2 separate regions of the Homo sapiens genome follow, and region 2 is linked to region 1. A link is a contact called in ENCODE Hi-C data. All regions are on one chromosome and are shown on one strand. The core of a region is the stretch at or near the end of the contact, and the rest is flanking DNA. Distances in the headings are between cores, read along the strand shown. Region 1 holds the start of CARHSP1-DT (CARHSP1 divergent transcript). Region 2 overlaps GRIN2A (glutamate ionotropic receptor NMDA type subunit 2A).

The links. A loop is a pair of places that touch in the nucleus more often than their neighbours do. Pooled maps may share reads with other maps.
Region 2: a loop to region 1 is called in a pooled map, with 5 times the contacts of the local background. The contact joins the enhancer-like site here to the promoter of CARHSP1-DT in region 1. A Hi-C loop is called at or near these places in 2 of 50 pooled maps.

What each region holds. Positions count from the first base shown.
Region 1 is chr16:8,867,742-8,872,624 of GRCh38, reverse strand. It overlaps CARHSP1-DT (CARHSP1 divergent transcript), which reads right to left and starts at 3,344. Exons shown (of 2, transcript NR_186721.1): 1 at 3,297-3,344; 2 at 2,586-3,012. It overlaps CARHSP1 (calcium regulated heat stable protein 1), which reads left to right and starts at 3,619. Exons shown (of 4, transcript NM_014316.4): 1 at 3,619-3,659. RefSeq lists a silencer at 3,297-4,256 and an enhancer at 4,397-4,456.
Region 2 is chr16:9,912,354-9,917,056 of GRCh38, reverse strand. All of the region lies in intron 3 of GRIN2A (glutamate ionotropic receptor NMDA type subunit 2A), which reads left to right. Among named protein-coding and RNA genes, the nearest start is that of GRIN2A, 270 kb to the left of the region's middle. Within about 2 kb of position 2,581, at least 3 of the 41 ENCODE cell types and tissues checked have a DNase peak (open chromatin) inside an H3K27ac peak, as active enhancers do.

The sequences.
Region 1 (4,883 bases), core at 2,095-4,594:
CCTGCCTCAGCCTCCCAAGTAGTTGGGACCAGAGGCATGTGCCACCACATCCAGCTATTTTTTTTTTTTTTGAGATGGAGACTCACTCTGGTGCCCAGGCTGGAGTGCAGTGGCGCGATCTCGGTTCACTGCAACCTCTGCCTCCTGGGTTCAAGCAATTCTGCAGCCTCAGGTTCCTGAGTAGCTGGGATTACAGGCGCTACCACCACGCCCAGCTAATTTTTGTTATTTTAGTAAAGACAGGGTTCCACCATGCTGGCCAGGCTGGTCTCAAATCCTGACCTCTGGTGATCCTCCCAAAGTGCCGGGATTACAGGTGTGAGCCACTAGGCCCAGCCCTTTCTGCTCAATTTTGCTGTAAACCTAAACTGCCCTAAAAAGCAAAGTCCGTGTTTGTTTGTTTGTTTACAGACAGGGCCTCCCTCTGTTGCCCAGGAGTGCAGTGGCATGATCATAGCTCACTGTAACTTCTGACACCTGCGCTCACATGATGTGCCTGCCTCAGACTCCCAAAGTGTTGGGATTATAGGCATGAGCCACTGTGCCCAGCCCTTTTTCTTTTTTCTTTCTTTCTCTCTCTCTCACTCCTCCCTCCCTCCCTTTCTTTCTTCCTCTTTTTTTAATTTTAGAAATAAAATATGCTATGTTGCCCAGGCTTGTCTTGAACTCCTGGCTTCTAGGCATCCTCCTGTCTTGGGCTCCCAAGTAGCTGGGATTATGGGCATGAGCCACAGCACCTGGCCGTGGATGAATTTTCATAAAGTGAACCCACCCAGGTACCCAGACTGAGGGACAGAAGTTTACCAGATCCTAGAATCCCACCTTGTGCCCCTCCTGGTCATGGCCTCCCCCCACCCCCACCCCAGTGTCCCCGCTTGTTTATTTGTTTATTTATTTATTTATTGAGGTGGAGTCTGGCTCTGTCGCCCAGGCTGGACTGCAGTGGCACAATCTCGGCTCACTGCAACTTCCACTTCTCAGGTTCAAGCAATTTTCATGCCTCAGCCTCCCGAGTAGCTGGGATAACAGGTGTGCACCATCATACCGGGATAAGTTTTGTATTTTTAGTAGAGACAGGGTTTCACCATGTTGGCTGGGCTGGTTGTGAACTCCTGAGCTCAAGTGATCCGCCCTCCCAGGCCTCCCAAAGTACTGGGGTTACAGGCATGAGCCACTGTGCCTGGCCTTGACTTTTTAAAAACAGCTTAACTGAGTCATAATTCACACACCATACAGTTCACCCATTGAAAGCACACAATGCAATGATTTTTAGTATATCCACGGACTTGTGCAACTATCGCCACCATCACTTTCAGCACATTTTCATCATCTCAAAAAGAAACCCCTGTACCTTTTAAGTATCAACCGTCTAGCCCGCACCCCCACCCCCAGCCTCTGGCAACCCTTAATCTACTTCCTGTTTCTAGAGATTTGCCCATTCAGAACATTTCATACAGATGGAATCACACAAAGTGCGGCCTTTGTGTGGCTTCTTTCTCTTAGCATATTTTCAAGGTTCCTCTATGTTGTAGCTTGCATCAAGATTTCATTCCTGTTGATGAGTGAATAGTTGTCTACTGTATAGATACACAACATTTTGTTTATCCTTTCATCACTTGATGGACATCTGAGCTGTTTCTCCCTTTTGGCTACTATGAGTAATACTGCTATAAATCTTACTCTGTCACCCAGGCTGGAGTGCAGCAGTGCAGTCACGGATCACAGCAGCCTCGATCTCCTGGGCTCAAGGGATCCTCCCACCTCAGCCTCCCCAGTAGCTGGGACTACAGGTGGGTGCTACTACTCCTGGCTAATTAAAACTTTTTTTTTTTTGGTAAAGAAGGGGTCTTACTATGTTGTCCAGGCTGGTCATAAACTCCTGGGCTTAAGAGATCCTCCTGTCTCGGTCTCCCAAAGTGCTGGGATTACAGGCGTGAGCCACCACGCCCAGCCCAACAAGTAAATCATTATTTATCTATTTATTTATTTTTGAGATGGAGTCTTGCTCTGTCGCCCAGGCAGGCTGGAGTGCAGTGGCACTATCTCGGCTCATTGCAAGCTCCGCCTCCCGGGTTCACGCCATTCTCCTGCCTCAGCCTCCCGAGTAGCTGGGACTACAGGGGCCCGCCACCGCGCCCGGCTAATTTTTAATATTTTTAATAGAGACGGGGTTTCCCCGTGGTCTCGTTCTCCTGACCTCGTGATCCGCCCGCCTCGGCCTCCCAAAGTGCTGGGATTACAGGCGTGAGCCACCGCGCCCGGCCTATTTATTTATTTTTAACTTTTTTTCCCCCCCGAGACGGAGACTCGCTGTCGCCCAGGCTGGAGTGCAGTGGCATGATCCTGGCTCACTGCAACCTCCACCTCCCGGGTTCAAGTGATTCTCCTGCCTCAGTCTCCCAAGTAACTGGGATTACAGGCACCCGCCACCAAGCCCGGCAAATTTTTGTATTTTTCATAGACACGGGGTTTCGCCATGTTGGCCAGGCTGGTCTCCAACTCCTGAGCTCAAGTGATCCTCCTGCCTCGGCCTCCCAAAGAGCTGGAATTACAGGCGTGAGCCACCGCACCCGGCCTCAAGTAAATTTTTGTGTGGACAAACATTTTTATTTCTCTTGGGCGCGCAGACACCTAGGAGTGGAGTTGATGGGTTTTATGGAGACTCCAGGGCTCGTGGTTTGAGGAACCGCCGGGCTTTTTCCACAGCAGCTGCGCGGTTGTTCCCACCAGCCGTCTAGGACGGTTCCTTGCCTGGCTTGGACTAGTTGGTTTCGCTGCTGGGCCTTTTCCCCAGTGGCCCCAATAGGGGCTGCAGAGTGAGGCAGGCACAGTCCTCACCGCCGCCTCCGGGGGCCCTGTTGTCCCGGGCGAGCTCCGGGGACCTCTCTCCTTCCCCGCGCCCCTCAAATACCAAGCTGACCCTGGTCCCGGGATCTAGGCTCGCCTTCAGGGGCTGCTCTCGACTGGCCGTGCCCATGGGCTGGTCGCCTCTCTGTGCCTCAGTTTCCTCTCCTGCAAAACAGAGGTAACATTTTTTACCTCCAAAAACAGAGGACTCAAGGAAGGCTAGAAATGAAACAAGAGAAGAGAACAAAATCAAAATCCCCAACGAGAAAACAAAACCCTGTTTTTCTGGTGTGTGTGTGCGTGTGTATTTTTTCTTTCCCTTTTCCTCCTTTCTGTTTTTTGCTTGTTTTCTTCCGTCTCTCTTTTCATTCCTTTATTTCCTTTCTGCTAAAAGTGACACCCTCCGGGATTATACAGATTTTAGAGCCAAAGGCAGGTGGGAGCCGCACCTGGCGCGCGTGGCGAGGGGAAGGAACTGCACGGGCGCAGGGACACAGTTCCCCCACTTTGCAGGGGCGTTTTCTGCTGGTGGGTGCAGCCCAGCTCCGCCCCGCCCCGCCCCGCCCCGGCCCCTACGTCCCGCGCTCTGCGTTCCGCTCTCCCGCCAGTCTAAGGCGCGGACACAAAGGTCCTGTCCGGGCCACTCCCGCCCCGCCCGCCCCCACCGTCCCGGGCTCCCTCCCGCAGCCCCATTGGCCGGGAGCTCCTGGGGGCGGGGATCGGCGCCCCACCCCCCCTCGGGCCACGCCCCCTCCCCAGCTCCGCGCTCTCAGTCGGAGCGAAGCGGCTGGCGGAGCAGAACGGATTGCAGGGTAGGGAGCTCTTCTCGGGGACCCCAGGATAGGCGCCCCTGGCCCGCGGCCCCGGGAGCCGCAGGGGTGGGGCCTCGGCCTCCTCTGCCTCCATCGTCCCCCATCCTGCAGGGTCTTCTAGCTCGGCAGAGGAGGGCTCCGGGCTGGGTTTCTCGGGGCCTGTTTGGGGAACGCGGGTTGCTCCTCCCCAGGGGAAGGGGTGGGTGTGGCAACAGCGGCAAGGATTCTAGGCGGACGTCGGGTAGTACTTCCCGCCTGGCCACCTGTTCTCTGCGTGCAGGGGAAGCTCTTCCCGCCCTCCCCGCTGCTTTTGCCTTTGGGCGGGAGCCCTGGACGGGGGACTCGCCGGGCGGTGGGGCGAGGCGCGGGGGGCGTCGCACGCGGGAAGCAGAGCCACCCCCCGCCGGGCCTGGCCGCGCCAGCTGTGGCTCGAGGTTGGGACGGCGGCCAGGCCCGGCGGGGGAGGTGGGGAGCCGTCCTGGCGCCGCGCGATTAGCCGCATCTGGGGGAGGAGGAGCCGCCGGGCGCGCTGGGCCCGGGTGTTTGCGCCCGGATGGGGGTGGGGGTGCCTTAGGCGCTGGAGAAAAACTTCACCCGCGCCCACAGGCCCCCTTTCCGCAGGCTGCGCTGGCGGTTCAGGTTTGCAGGCCGGAAGTGAAATGTTCTTTTTTGATTTTTAAAAAGGAAGCCTCCGGCCCTATGGTTTTCTGGGGTTGGAGTGGATGTGTGTGCTGGGGGAGGCGGAGACGTCCCGCTCCAGGCAGGGCCTTGGGTCTTAATAGGTGGGGAAATCTCTGCCAAATAGGAGGCCTCTCGGAGCCTCAGTTTCCCCATCTGCAGACTGGGCTCTGACTTCTTCTGGCATGAGAGGGTGTGTGAGAGTAAAAGGAGGCAGCTAGCCCCGTGCCGGGAGACACGTAAGCTACTGTTTTTTAACTTGCTGTTTTGATATTTCTCAGTCTCTCTGTGCCCAGTCTTGCTTGCCCCTGTCATTTGCTGCCACTCTGAAGCCAGAGGGAACTTAGAAAAACAATCCGCTTAGATCTACCCCACGCTGAAAATCGTCCACCGAAGTCCCATTGTCGTCTAAGTCCCCAACTTCTCAGCAGGGCTTCCTGTTATCTTCCGCCACTACCTTCTCCAGCCTCTCTCTGCCTCTGTTCTCCCTCCCTTCGGGCCTTTGGCCCTCCTCTGGGCTCGGGGTCCTCCTTGGAGACCCCACCG
Region 2 (4,703 bases), core at 1,332-3,831, 1.0 Mb before region 1:
GAAATATTTTAGTGTTTATAAGGTAATAAAAACACTTATTCTCATGGTAGACTCAGTTTCGGGTCTTTCTCACTTCAGAGTGTCTGCTATGAACCACTAGGCAACGCTACCTCTGCAAAAGGGAAAGTTGGGTGTTTGAAGGCCAAGAGACACCATGGAGCAGTAGCTGCCAAAAGGATGCTCATCACTTCCTCACATCACTTACTTAACTCCCCAGAAGAAAATTCCTTTCATATGTTAAATGACCAACTCCATCTCTGCCTTGTAAAAGCTGGAGGAGATATTTGAAGGGCTTCTGTTAATATATGGGATGTGGGTGGCGGGGAGGAACTGGTGGAAAAGAGGTCATGCCTTGAAAGGTTGGAAAAGGGAGGATGGTGGAAAAAGAGCTAGGAGTGGACCGTTGACTCCTAGTGAAGAAGGCTGCATCACCAGCCACCTCCGAGGTGGAATACCAGGTGTCTGTTAATCCGCAGCAGGATACTATTAGAAAGCCCATTTCACTTGTCACTGTATCGCTGTGGCTCTGAGAGTTGTGCCTTTTGGTTCCAAATTGTTTTCATTTCAGTACCTTCCTTCCCAATAAGTGGTATTGAAAATGAGGGAAGAATGAGAAGACCTCGATTTATACGTGCCGGCAGATTCAGGGTGTATGAAAAGCTCCTACTCACAATTTCTGGTTCTCTTGAGAAGTTGGGTGATGTTTAATGCAACTTTCTCTTCTTTTTTTCCAAGGACTCATGTCATGAAGCTTTTGACTGTTGGGAGGATCTGTGGGGTCATGGGATCATTTTGCTTTATTACCCTCCTAATTAGACATAATTAATAATTATTACAATAATGTTATATAGTGTTTTAGACTCATATACAAAATCTTGAATCCTCATAACAATTCTTTGAGTTGCATGGGATTATTCCAATTTTACAGATAATGTTCACAGAGGTGACATCATATAACCAAGATTACACAAAGAGATTGACCTAACTCTTATGCCTCCAACTCCAGAAGACAAAGTTGGCAAATAATTGGCAGATGAGAAATTGTTGCAGCACTCTCAATAATCCCAGGAAGGAAGTACAGATGTTGATTAATTAACAACAACCAAAGGTATTATCACATCTACAGTAATTAGCATTTATCAAGTGCCTAGAGTGTGTCTGGCATACTGTGCTAAATTCTATTTATTAATCAATCTAATTCTCACAACAAACCTGTCATGTAGGTGCCATTAGTATCTCCATTTAACAGATGAAAAAACGGAGGCTCAAAGAGGTGAAATAACAACTAGTTTATATAAGTAGCAAGTTGCAGAGACAGTTCACAAACCCAAATAATTTAACTCCAGAGTCAGTGCTTGTCACCACCACCTAAACTACCTCCATTGATGGTGTACTTCTAATATTAATAACAATGACATCAATTACATCAATTCATTGGACAGAGCAACTGTGAGTTGTGAGTCCCATCTCTTACCATTGGTTAAAAAAACATACAAGTTTTAGGAGCAGGATTCCATTACACTGTCTCTGTTCAAATAAGTAGAAACAAGTAATTGGGGCAATGGCCTTGATAAATAATCTTACCATAAAGCTGCTTTCACAGAAAAATACTTGTTTGTATGTATTTTCTACCTTTATTAGAACATTTGGATAGTTGTGTAGGTCTGTGCTGTTCTTAAGGAAGGTGGCTATTATTAAGGGTGGTGGACTTGATTCAAGTCCTCCCAGTTTTGATGTGTTCCTTGACCAGTTGATTCTTATTTCCCTGACTTGTAAATTGCCGTCAGCTTCAGCTTGCCTTATTAAGAATTCTGTATAGTTGGCCGGGAGTGGTGGCTCACGCCTGTAATCCCAGCACTTTCGGAGGCTGAGGCGGGCGGATCATGAGGTCAGGAGATCAAGACCATCCTAGCTAACATGGTGAAACCCCATCTCTACTAAAAATACAAAAAATTAGCCGGGTGCAGTGGCAGTTGCCTGTAGTCCCAGCTACTAGGGAGGCTGAGGCAGGAGAATGGCGTGAACCCGGGAGGCGGAGCTTGCAGTGAGACGAGATCGCGCCACTGCACTCCAGCCTGGATGAAAGAGTGAGATTCCGTCTCATTAAAAAAAAAAAAAAAAAAAAAAAAAAAAAAAAAAAAAAAAAAAAAAGCTGCATAATCAATAGGCTGTAAATAAATGGAAACATATGCCCCTTCCCACATGTGGGGAATGTTGCTGTTGGCTCTTCTGCCCCTTAGCTGTCTTGTAGCACAATGCTTCAGCTTTCAGTTGAGTCTCTTTGTGGCTTGTCTAACTGCTGCTATCATATCCAGGTGATTAAGCTGTTATAGCCTTAATGGCAAGTTTCAATTCACTGTCGTCTTCCTCAGCTTTGGGTCTGGGAGCCCCTTACGTTCCCACTTTGTTCTCTCTGGGACCATCTTTCCATCTTCAATAAGCCTAACTTCTGAGCCACAGCAAAACAAATGCGTATGCGTTGAAGATAGTTTCAGAACTTGTGCATTGGGAAATTTTCTGTGGTTTAACACGGTGAGAAGAACTGGAATAGCCTGTGCTGTTCAGAAGCCAGAACTGATACTGAAAGCAGGTGCAGGCCTGTCAGCCACACAGCTGGTTGAGTTAACTCTATTAGACACTATTGGACAATTTTGTTATCTGAAATAGAAACCAGTATGGTGGCAGGCTGTCCCTTTGCCAAATGATGCCCCTGCTAGGCTGGTTTAGGTCTGCCTTTCTTGTTGGTGCATCTGCTGGGTTTTGCTGCCAGCATGTTGAAAACTGGCAGTTCTGTAAAGTTTTATTGTCTTCCTAGGTGTTTTTGTCCAGGAAAGAAATACTAAGATTTGCCGTTTTTTTAAATGATGACTTGGCATTTTGACTCTTGGCTGTACTTTAGCTGGAAGAAATTAGTGTCTGATTTTATTCTAATACTGGAACTGCATCTTTTTTTTTTTTTTAACCAAGAATGATTTTCTAGTTCTCTCCAAATCAAACATTCTTGGGAGCCTCTATTCTAAATTGTTTTTCACACTCAGTTCTAATGCCTTCACGTAATGGATTTTGTAATTTTGTTCTTTTCTTTTTTTCTTTTGAAAATCAGCAACAAGTAAAAAGAACCCCTGTGGGTGAAATACAATATCCCTCCCAAAGGAGAAATGGAAAAAAAAATGTTATTTCAAACTTCAAGCCCAAACGTTATCTGCCTTCTACATTTTAAGCAGGCTCAGAGCCTTGAGGATTGAGTCAAAGAATGCAAAACATGACCTCTCAAAGGCAAAAGCTAAAAAAAAAGTTGGACCTAGAACATCAAATAGCTCTTACCAAAGAGTGTTTTGATGAGTGAAGTGTAAATGAAGCGTAGAATATAGCTCTTTTCCAGGATACAAGGCCCAATTTCCGAAACATGCAAACACTCTCTCAATTGAATGCATTAGCTGCTTAGTTCCAGAGCTGCTGAAGTATAAAATGCGATAACTTATGTTAAACACCCAGCACTGTGCCTAGCCGATGTTGGACCCTCAATTTAATATTATTATTAATTATTTCTATATAGAGGGGAAACATAAAGAAACTTGTTTCAATTACTTATTTGACCTAAAATACAAGGTTGCACAATGCGTTGTAGCAAATGTCTATAAATCTTTACATAAAGGTCCCTGGAATAGAATCTCATTCTGCAAATTCAAGATCCTGTCTGGAGAAAAAGAGTGAAGACTCTATATGTATATTTTTGAATGAAATAGAGCACCCATATCTACTATGTGTCTTATGAGAAATGTTTCCCTAGAGGAGACTCATAAGGAGTGACCCAAGAACTGGCTTCAGAGTTTTAAAGGACTGCCATCCGGAAATTGTAGTAGAATTAGTCTCCTTTGCTTACAGTAGAGAACTAGAGCTAGTGGGTTGAAGCTTCAAGGAAATAACTGTGGTTCAGTGAAAGGAAACTCTTGCTGACACTTTAAGCTATCAGTGGAAGGGACCCTCCAAAGAAGTGGAGAGAAATCATGTGGACACTGGAATCTTCTGGCAGGAAGACTGGGAAGAGTTTCTGCAATGTATGGCGAGGCCAAGGGCAGAGGGAGCAGTTCTGTTGGTTTAGATAGATAACCTTAAAACTCTTCTATGTGGAGACTATTTGGGTCCAGCTGAATTATCTGCCTTGGAATCCTCCCATCCACTTTTGCTGAACAGCACAGCTATTACTGCCTTTTAGATATGAAATTCAATAGCATTTGTTCCTTGGCTCAGATCATTCACCTTTAATTGTGCCCATTAATACCAGTGATAACTAATGTTTATTCTTCAGTTACTATGTTCCAGGCTCTCTACAAAGTGTTTTGTGCATATTGCCCTTTTAATACGCAGAGATACTCCATATGAGTATTTTTATTATCCCCATTATGCAGATTTTAAACATGAATCCCAGTTGGCACAATTAAAGAGGCAGACTCATAACTAGCAATACTGAGATACAAAGCAAGGACTCTTAAGTCCAAAGCTTCTGTTCTTAACCACTTCTTTGTACTACCCTCCCCCCACCCCACCCACTTACTCTGAATTTTAAGAAGAGTGCTTTATCTTTTCATTATTCCTTTTGCAGCTTCATAAAGCTTTTATATGCATTTCATCAGGGGCTACGTTCTGAAAATGGTGTTTCTGGAACCATGGTTCTGGAAAGGGCAGAGACTAAATGATGCCGA